Regions from separate parts of the Homo sapiens genome. Here region 1 is linked to region 2. Evidence: chromatin contacts called from ENCODE Hi-C or POLR2A ChIA-PET data. All regions are on one chromosome and are shown on one strand. The core of a region is the stretch at or near the end of the contact, and the rest is flanking DNA. Distances in the headings are between cores, read along the strand shown.

What was found. A loop is a pair of places that touch in the nucleus more often than their neighbours do. ChIA-PET counts read pairs that join two places held with the same protein, here RNA polymerase II (POLR2A). Pooled maps may share reads with other maps.
Region 1: a pooled map shows a loop between it and region 2 (6-fold over the local background). The contact joins the promoter of UTF1 here to the promoter of NKX6-2 in region 2. A Hi-C loop is called at or near these places in 1 of 37 single-sample maps with no recorded cell type and 4 of 50 pooled maps. POLR2A ChIA-PET finds 5 or more read pairs at or near these places in 1 of 52 experiments (activated T-cell).

Annotation. Positions count from the first base shown.
Region 1 is chr10:133,227,608-133,232,141 of GRCh38, forward strand. It overlaps UTF1 (undifferentiated embryonic cell transcription factor 1), which reads left to right and starts at 2,610. Exons shown (of 2, transcript NM_003577.3): 1 at 2,610-3,231; 2 at 3,360-3,951. The coding sequence starts at 2,682. The coding sequence ends at 3,835. RefSeq lists enhancers at 2,592-3,391, 4,192-4,534.
Region 2 is chr10:132,782,685-132,787,548 of GRCh38, forward strand. It overlaps NKX6-2 (NK6 homeobox 2), which reads right to left and starts at 3,463. Exons shown (of 3, transcript NM_177400.3): 1 at 2,859-3,463; 2 at 2,596-2,768; 3 at 497-2,486. The coding sequence starts at 3,264. The coding sequence ends at 2,232. It overlaps INPP5A (inositol polyphosphate-5-phosphatase A), which reads left to right. Exons shown (of 16, transcript NM_005539.5): 16 at 1-796.

The DNA.
Region 1 (4,534 bases), core at 1,360-3,859, 440 kb after region 2:
ACGGGTTCAAGGCAGGCTGTGCTGTGCACTGCAGTGCCACTGTGGGCTAGACAGTCTGCGCTGGCGTCCTGTGCACCATCATCTCTGATCTCCACCCATCAGATGCCCCCAGCACCCCCAACCCTCAGTTATTAAAAATCTTTTTTTTTTTTTTGAGACAGAGTCTCACTCCGTCACCTAGGCTGGAATGCAGTGGTGCGATCTTGGCTCACTGCAACCTCCACCTCTTGGGTTCAAGCGATTCTCCTGCCTCAGCCTCCTGAGTAGCTGGGACTACAGACACATGCCACGACACCCAGCTAATTTTTTGTATTTTTAGTAGAGACGGGTTTCACTGTGTTAGCCAGGATGGTCTCAATCTCCTGACCTCGTGATCCGCCCGCCTCGGCCCCCCAAAGTGCTGGGTGTCAACAGGCTTGAGCCACGCGCCCAGCCTTTTTTTTTTTTTTAGATCCACCTCCCAGGTTCAAGCAATTCTCCTGCCTCAGCCTCCCTAGAAGCTGGGATTACAGGTGCACATCCAACGCCTCGCTAATTTTTGTATTTTTAGTAGAGATGGGGTTTCACCATGTTGGCCAGGCTGGTCTCAGACTCCTGACCTCAGGTGATCCGCCTGCCTCAGCCTCCCAAAGTGCTGGGATTACAGCCACCACGCCTGCACGCCCCCCTTTTCTTTTTAAGACAGAGTCTTGCCCTGTCACCCAGGCAGGAGTGCAGTCAGGTCATCACGGTACACTGCAGGCTTAACCTCCTGAGCAAAAGGACATCCTCCCGCCTCAGCCTCCCAAGTAGCTGGAACTACAGGCACCTGCTACTACACTCGGCTATTTTTTATTTTTTTGCAGAGATGGGGGTCTCACTATATTGCCCAGGTCAGTCTCAAACTCCTGGCCTCAGGAGATCTGCCCACCTCAGCCTCCCAAAGTGCTAGGAATACAGGTGTGAGCCCCGTGTATGAGTGCCTGGCCAGGAACCACAGATTTCTTGAGAAGTGTCTGAAAAGCTGATTCTAGGACCAGGGTCGGCAAAGGACCAGATGAGGCAGGAGCATCCTGTATTGCCAGGGAGCTGGGAGGGGGTTTCAAAAGGACAAGGAAGAGAGGAGGAGGTGAGAAGACTTTCAATGGCCAAAGCAGGAACGATATGCGCAAAAATACAAATAAAAGCCCGGCACAGGGGCTCACTCCTGTAATCTCAGCACATTGGGAGGCCCAGGCAGGAGGATCACTTGAGCCCAGGAGTTCAAGACGAGCCTAGGCAACATAGCAAGACCCTGTCCCTACAAAAAGTAAAAAAAAAAAAAAAAAACTAGGTGCGTGTGGTGGTGCACACATGTAGTCCCAGCTACCAAGGAAGCTGAGGCTGGAGGATCACTTGGGCCCAAGAGTTCAAGGCTACAGTGAGCTGTGATCAGGCCACTGCACTCCAGCCTGAGTGACAGAAAGAGACCCCATTTGTAAAAAATAATAAAAACAAACAGAACTTTTAAAACAAATAAATAATAACAGCATCGGGTTATGACCTAAAGGATAAAATAAATATACACGAGCCCACACTGTAGAAATAAATGACTGAGTAAATAAATCAACAGGCAGAGAGACAAACCTTACAGAAGAATCCCAGAAAATACAGACACCCCTCCAGGAGGTGGGGCCTAATTACTCTCCCCATGAGTTGGGGATGGGCTGAGGGGCCGGATTCCAGTGACCAGAGCAGGGATGGAAAGGCGATACCTGAAGACTGCAAGAGTGGCAGACAGTCCGCACCCCAGCACGGAGCAGACCTCACCGGTGCTGAGCCACAAGACAGGAGGGGCGAGACTCCACCCCTGCGCCTTCCTTCCTAAAACCCACCACCCTAGTCGGATCACAGGAAGACACCAGGCAAACCCAAGTCGAGGAACATTCAACAAAACACCTGGCCCGTCCTCAACCGTGTCGAGGACGCGAGAAGCTGCCACGGCCCAGAGGAGACCCAGGAGACAGAAGGACTCGGCGCCGTGCGGCAAGGAGGAAGAGCATTTAATAGGAAGAGAATTTCCTCCTCCCAGGGATGCTGGCTGCAGACGCGCTGCAGATGGAAGAAGTTCAGATTTTAAAAGCTACTTCTGCGAGCGCGTGAATTCCGACACCCATTCCCGCGGCTGGCGTGGCTTCTCCTCGGACCCATCCCCTGGCCTGGCGACTCCCCCTGGGACCCGGGTCGGTCCTCCGGACCCCTCGCGTGCAGGTGCTGAGCCCGGGCGGGGGCGGCGGGGGCGGGGGCAGCACTGGGGGCCGGACAAGGGGGCGCCAGCGCCTTCCGGAGCGGGAGGGGCTCCGCACACACCTCGACGGGGGCGGGGGTAGGCTCGGCACAGGCTAAAAACGAGCGGAGCCGCCGGGGCTTAGGCATCGCGGCACCTCCGTTGAACGGGTCTAAGAACAGAACTCCTGAGGACCCTCCGTTTCCAACCGAAGCCAGTCTTTGCTCTGCGTCTTCCCGGCCGCAGCGCCAGGACCGACCCCTTAGGACCCGGCGGGCGGGGCGGGGCGCGCGGGGCGGGGCGGGGATGGTGGGAGGGTCGCGTAGACCCGGCTGGGACGGAGGGACGGCGGCGCGGGATGCTCAGAACGCGTGTGGGCGGCCCGGGCGGCGTCTGGCCCTCTCCCCATCCTCGCGCGCCGCGCCCCAGCCCCGGGATGCTGCTCCGGCCCCGCAGGCCGCCCCCGCTCGCGCCCCCCGCGCCGCCCTCGCCCGCCAGCCCCGACCCCGAGCCGCGGACACCCGGAGACGCCCCGGGGACCCCGCCCCGGAGGCCCGCCTCGCCCAGCGCGCTGGGGGAACTCGGGTTGCCGGTGTCCCCGGGCTCGGCGCAGCGCACGCCCTGGAGCGCCCGGGAGACGGAGCTGCTGCTGGGGACGCTGCTGCAACCGGCCGTGTGGCGCGCGCTGCTCCTGGACCGCCGCCAGGCCCTGCCCACCTACCGCCGCGTGTCGGCCGCGCTGGCCCAGCAGCAGGTGCGCCGCACCCCCGCGCAGTGCCGCCGCCGCTACAAGTTCCTTAAAGACAAGTTTCGCGAGGCGCACGGCCAGCCGCCCGGGCCCTTCGACGAGCAGATCCGGAAGCTCATGGGGCTGCTGGGCGACAACGGGCGCAAACGGCCTCGCCGCCGCTCCCCGGGGTCCGGGCGCCCCCAGCGCGCCCGCCGCCCGGTCCCCAACGCGCACGCGCCGGCTCCCAGCGAACCAGGTAGGCGGGGGACTGGGGGGCCAGGTGGGGCCGAGGACTGCGGAGGAACCGGGGGCTGCCGAGGGCTGCGGGGGAGGGGCGGGCGCGCCCCGCGAAAATCCGCCCGACCGCCTGCTCCGCGTTCCCAGACGCCACCCCGCTGCCCACCGCCCGCGACCGCGACGCGGACCCCACCTGGACGCTCCGCTTCAGCCCGTCCCCACCGAAGTCTGCGGACGCCTCCCCCGCCCCCGGCTCCCCGCCAGCTCCCGCCCCGACCGCCCTCGCCACCTGCATCCCCGAGGACCGCGCGCCCGTCCGCGGCCCCGGGTCCCCGCCGCCACCCCCGGCCCGCGAAGACCCCGACTCGCCGCCCGGCCGCCCCGAGGACTGCGCGCCCCCTCCGGCCGCGCCCCCGTCGCTGAACACCGCCCTGCTGCAGACCCTGGGGCACCTGGGCGACATCGCGAACATCCTGGGCCCGCTGCGCGACCAGCTGCTGACCTTGAACCAGCACGTGGAGCAGCTGCGCGGCGCCTTCGACCAGACAGTGTCCCTGGCCGTGGGCTTCATTCTGGGCAGCGCGGCCGCCGAGCGAGGGGTCCTCAGGGACCCGTGCCAGTGAGTCCCGGCTGCGGCCAGTCTCCCCTCTCCAGGCCGAGGCCCCTCCGCCCTGACCCCTCCTGCTGCCTTCCCACCCCCGTTCTTGGGTATGTTCAATAAAAGGATTGTTTTCCTAGAGTCCGGGCTGTGTAGGAGTGCGGGTCTGGAGACGGGGAGGGAGTGGCGCCCTGCAGTGCTGGGGCTGCAAAGGTCAGGGCAGGGTTGCGACGCTCTCATCACAGAGAGGGGCTCCCACTCGCTCCTAAGGTGTAGACAGAGCTCCGTGGGGCGCACCCAAATGTAGGCCGAGGAGGCCAGGCTCGAGGGTGGTGGGCGTGGTGCCTGCTGCCGGGTCCTGGTCACACACTCGGTTCTCAAGGCCACACCAGACTCTCCCTGCCCCTCCCGGGGAGCCCCACTGAGTAAAACGAAGTGAACGGGTGGGCTCCGCTGGGGGTCCGGAGAGAACCTGAGGCTGACCCCACCTCTTCACTCAATGCAGGGGTAGGGGTTAGAGTGGTCGCCTCCACACTGCCCAGCAGAGAACCCCCTTTGACCCAGGAGTAGCATGGGGGGTTCCGAAGGTCCTCCCATGGCCTCGGGCAGCCTTGGACCACCCGGCTGAACTCTCCCAGGTCCTGGGAAACAAAAGGGGAAGAGAAGCCACAGAGCTCCAGGGAGGATGCTGGTTTTGTCTCCAGGGAGGTGGCTCTGGTCTGGG
Region 2 (4,864 bases), core at 2,213-4,712:
CGCACAGGAGAGTCCCATCAGCAGGCGGCATTGGAGTCTAGGAGCTCAGCTGTGTGTCCATCAACACACAAATTCGTAAAAAACACACATGGCCTCGCCATCGTGGGTAAAATCGGCCCCACAGCACGTCTGCACCAGCGGGCCGTTACTCCCATGCCGTTCTTCTGTGTAATATTAAGAACTGAATGTGAAGTTTATAGCTAGCCTGGGTGTACCTTTTAAGAATTTTGTAAACCGTTTGTCTGTCTTTTGTTACTGTTTTATGGTGCCAAGTATCCTACGTTACAACAATAATATCATGGGAGAAATAGAAATAGCCTAGTTTGCTTCCAATAGAAACTGCTTTTAACATGGGCTGTATATAAAAATATTAAAGAGAAACAAAACTGTACATTTCCTCATTGCTCCGCTACAGACAACCCATGTCATAACCTTGTTGCAAATATTTTTCTCCTATAGCAGTAAGTACAGCATTAGAAGGTGATTAGAGAGTCTGTTGATGAAACACAAATGTATGTTTTATTGATTTTACTTTAGAACACTACAGAGTTCCTGGACCGGGTGAAGGCATTAGCTGGGTGTTTGTGTGGGATAAATACTACCACTGCAAGTGACTGCTGTCCGCTGCGGAATCTGTTCTTGGTGGAAGCACAGGTCCGTGTCGCTGCTGTGGTTGCCGCTGTCCGCGGTTCAACACGGAGTCCGCCCCGCGGGTTTCAGCTGTTGGTCGTTCTGAGGGGCCTTTGGAAGTGACCGGTCTGGTTCCTAAGCAATAAAATTGACCGTGGTGAAAATAGTCCCGTGTTGCTTTTTCTTCCTTTCCCTTCTCCTGCCACCTTTGAAATGCTAACTCAGGGGAGCGGCCTCCTGTATAGCCTGTTATTTGAGATCAAGCTCATTAGAAATCCTGGAATTTCACTGTATCACACGCTGTCACAAAACACTAAGCCGTTCATTGAGAGGAGAAACACAGCCTTTTGGACTTTCTACTGTAATAAAGGATTTATCCCTCAACATTTTAAAACGGGATTATATCAACGCTTTGCCTTCCTCAAAACTTTAAGAAGCCCCTCTGCTCTGAGCTGAGAGGGGCTCCCCACAGAAAAGCGTTGCTTCTGCCCTTCGAGTTGCTTCCTTGTAAAGAAGGCTGCTAAGAGCCTAAAACAAAACGCGCCGAGTTTAAGCCCTTTCTATTTCCCTTTAACGCTTCCGCAAATGCCAAGAGAAATCGTACCACCGCAGTGATATCATTATTTACATTTAATTTTTAAAAATTAAAACTCAACAGCCACGCCCATTAAGATGCAGCGATGGGCAGCCCCGGCCACAGAGGCTGCGGGAGGCTGGAGGGGTTTTGTCAGCCGCAGTCACAGCCCCGCGGAGCTGGCGGCATTTCAGGGCAGGAGACGGGTCCCCCGAGCCCCCGGCTGGGCGCTGCGGGCCTTGCCCAGGGGGCCTCCGGCTCCCTGACCCCGCGTGACCCACGGGAGGCCCCGCCGCTCCGCGGGCGGAATTATTTCGGATTTCTCTTTGCGGTCCTAGTTCGGAAGAAACTGCTTTCCACCGCGGGAAGATCTGGCGGGATGGTGACCGAAGGGCCTCCGTGCAGCGGATCAGACCCGGTTCCACCGGCTGAGCCCAGGGCGGGCCTATGGGATCCGCTGATGCGCAGAGGGACTTTGGAAATAATCAGAGCGAAGCCCTCGGCCAAGCGGGAACGGGTGCCCGGTGGCAACGAGTACGTGGCCCCAAAGCGGGAAAACGGAAGAAGAAAAACCTCCCGCGGGGACTCGAGGCGGGTACGCGGCTCACCCGCCCTTTCGGGAACCCCCAAGCGCGTCCGAATCCGCCCCGAGGCGAGGCGGGCCGGGCCGTACCTGCTGCTCCGTCCCCGGCTCCGTCCCGGGCTCCTGGCGGCTGTCGCTGCGGTTCCTTCCCGCGGGCCGGGCCCCTTCCCTGCGCCTTCGCCGCCTCCTCGCGCCTGCCCGGGGCCCGCAGCCTCCGCACCGGGAACCCGGAGGACCCGAGGCGGGCGCAGGGGCGAAGCCGGGGCCGGGGAGGGGCCGCCTCGCTCCGGGTTCGAGACGGAAGAAACACGCGGCGCAGGCTCCGGAGCGACGGCTCCGACGGGGACCCGTTAAATAATTTATTGATGATACAAAGCGACTCGCGCCCACCCGGGGCCGCCCCCGGATTCTGCAAAAATAGATTCGCCCCCACCCCGCGGGTCCTCACAAGGCGTCCCCCGCGCCGCCGCCGCACGGGCTGACCAGCGCCAAGTTCGAGGGTTTGTGCTTCTTGAGCAGCCGCGTGATCTTCTCGTCGTCCGAGTTGGGGTCCAGGGGCCGGTTGTATTCGTCGTCGTCCTCCGCGTCCGAGCCGCCCACCTTCAGCTTCTCGGCGTCCGAGTCCTGCTTCTTCTTGGCCGACGCCATCTCCACCGCGTGCCGCTTGCGCCACTTGGTCCGGCGGTTCTGGAACCAGACCTGGGAGTGGACGGGGCGGTCAGGCGGCCGCGGGGCCCGGGGCTGGCGCTGGGGCCGTTCGCAGGACGCGGGCCCCCGGCTCTGCTCTCCCGAGCCCCGCCGCGCTCACCTTCACCTGGCTCTCGGTCATGCCCAGCGAGTAGGCGAGACGCGCGCGCTCCGGGCCCGCCAGGTACTTGGTCTGCTCGAAGGTTTTCTCCAGCGCGAAGATCTGCTGGCCCGAGAAGGTCGGGCGCGAGTGCTTCTTCTTCCCGTCCTTGTCCAGGACGCCGCCGGCCGGGGCTGCAAGGGAGGGGAAGGGAGGGAGGTCAGCGGCCGGCGGGGTCCCCCTCCGCGCCCACCCGCCCCGCACCCCCCGCGCGGGCCACTCACCCGGGCCAGCCAGACGCGGGTCCCTCCAGGGCGCGCCCTGCACCACGCCGGGCCAGAAGATGGGCGGGCGCCCCGGCAGCTCGGCCAGGGGCTTGGGGTAGCCGCGCGCCACAGCGGCCGCGGGCCCGAAGTAAACGCCGGCGGACGACGCGAGCCCGTTGAGCCGGGGCAGCCCCCCCAGGAGGCCCCCGCCCGCCGCGCCCACGGGCCGGCCCAGGATGTCGCTGATGCCGTGCGGGGTCCCGAGCGGGAGCTGCGCGCCCAGGCCCCCCAGCGCGGGCGCCTTGAAGCCGGCCGGACCCTGCAGCGCGTAGGGGAACAGCGACGTCTTCATCTCGGCCATGTTGTGCAGCGCGGCCAGCGGGGCACTGCTCAGCACGAACGCGCCCGGGCGGTTAGTGTCCATGGGCGCCGCCGCCGCCGGCCCGGGCTCCCATCCGGGCCCCGCCGCCGCCGCCCCTGCCCGCCGGCCCGGGAAGTTTGCGCGCGGCCCGGGCGGGCGTCGGCTGCAGCGCGGGGCGCGGGGCGCGGGGGGCGGGCGGGCGGCTCCGGCGCGGGGCGGGCGGGCGGGCGGCGGCGGCGGCGGCTCCGGGGCCGGTCGGAGCGGCGCCGCGCGGGACGGACGCGCTGATAACGGGGGCTCCCCGGGGCGCGGCGCGCGCGCTGATTGGCTGCGGACCCCGCGGTCCGGCCATTGGCCGGCGCCCCCCCCCCGCCCGCGCGCCCCCGCCGGCCGCGCACTCCATGAAGGGCCCATTAGCGCGGCAGGTGCCTCCCGGGCTGTAAATTCGCCCCGATTTATCTCCCCGGGGACGAAATAAATCCAGCTTGGATGGGAGTGTAGTTAGGCAAAGGTTTTCATGCGAAATCAGGAAAAAATACGAGAACGTATTTTATTAACGGAAAGAATGCAGATTTGAGGACCCGCCCGCGCGCTCGGAGCGCCCCACTCGGGGAAGAGTCCCGGCCCGCGTCCCAGTCGCGACTGCTCCGCCGCCCGTGGCTGGGGTGGGTGTGAGCGGCAGCGGACGCCGGCGGGGAACGCGCTCCGGGCAGGTCGGGGCCACAGGAGGGCGGAGGACGCGGGCCTCGAGTCCACGGAATCCACGGGCCTCACGGCCGGGCGAGGCTCGCACGGAGCTGCCTCTGGTTTCGCCGACACGCGGCCGGCGCGGTGGAGGAGTGAGGCAGGCGGGAGCGGGGCGGGGAGGCGGGTCCCGGGACCACACGCGCGGCTCGGCACTTCCCCGTCATCGGCCTCCAGGTCTCCCGCTGGGGGTCCCCCAGGATGTGACCTGGGCCCACGACTTCGCCCACGGGCCGCCTCTCGCGAATCCCCGGCCGGGAGAACAGAGACCAGGACGGCCTCAGCGCGGAAGCCCTGTCCAGGGCCCGAACGTGGGTGCGGGCTGGGGGCGCAGCGGCAGAAACGCGGCCTTAGACGCGCGCGGGGGGCCGGTGTCCCCCCCGCCCCCACGGCACCGGGAGCCGCTCGCTCATCCATCCCGCAGACCGGGCGGTGAGATGACTCCGAGCCCCGCGCACGGCGGCCGCGAGCAAACGCTCCGACGTCTGTGGTGACGTCTCGTATTGATTTAGGGACACGGGGCGGCTGTGGCTGTGGCCCACGGCTCGTGGGGAGCCCGAGTCTGTGCGCAGGGAACGCCGCTGCGTGGCCTCTCTCGGGCCTGTGCCGCGGAGGAAGGCGGCGCCCGGGGTTCGGGGCCGGGGTCTCACGTCCGCCCCCTCGCCCCCCTCCAGCGTCCGTTTTCGTTTTGTGCAGGTCGAGGCGGGGACTTGGCGCCGTCGGCCGCTCCTGGATGGCGGCTTGGAAAAGCCACCTGCGGCCAAACTCCGGGGCAGTGGTGCGGCCGCCGGGTGTGTGCGCGCTCGGGGCTGCCCCGGCGGCTTCCGGCTCCACTGAGGTGCAGCCCCGCGTTCACGGGGGGTTCGCTTCCCCCGTCGACTCCGCACTCGATTCGACTGGGATTGGGATTCGATTGGGC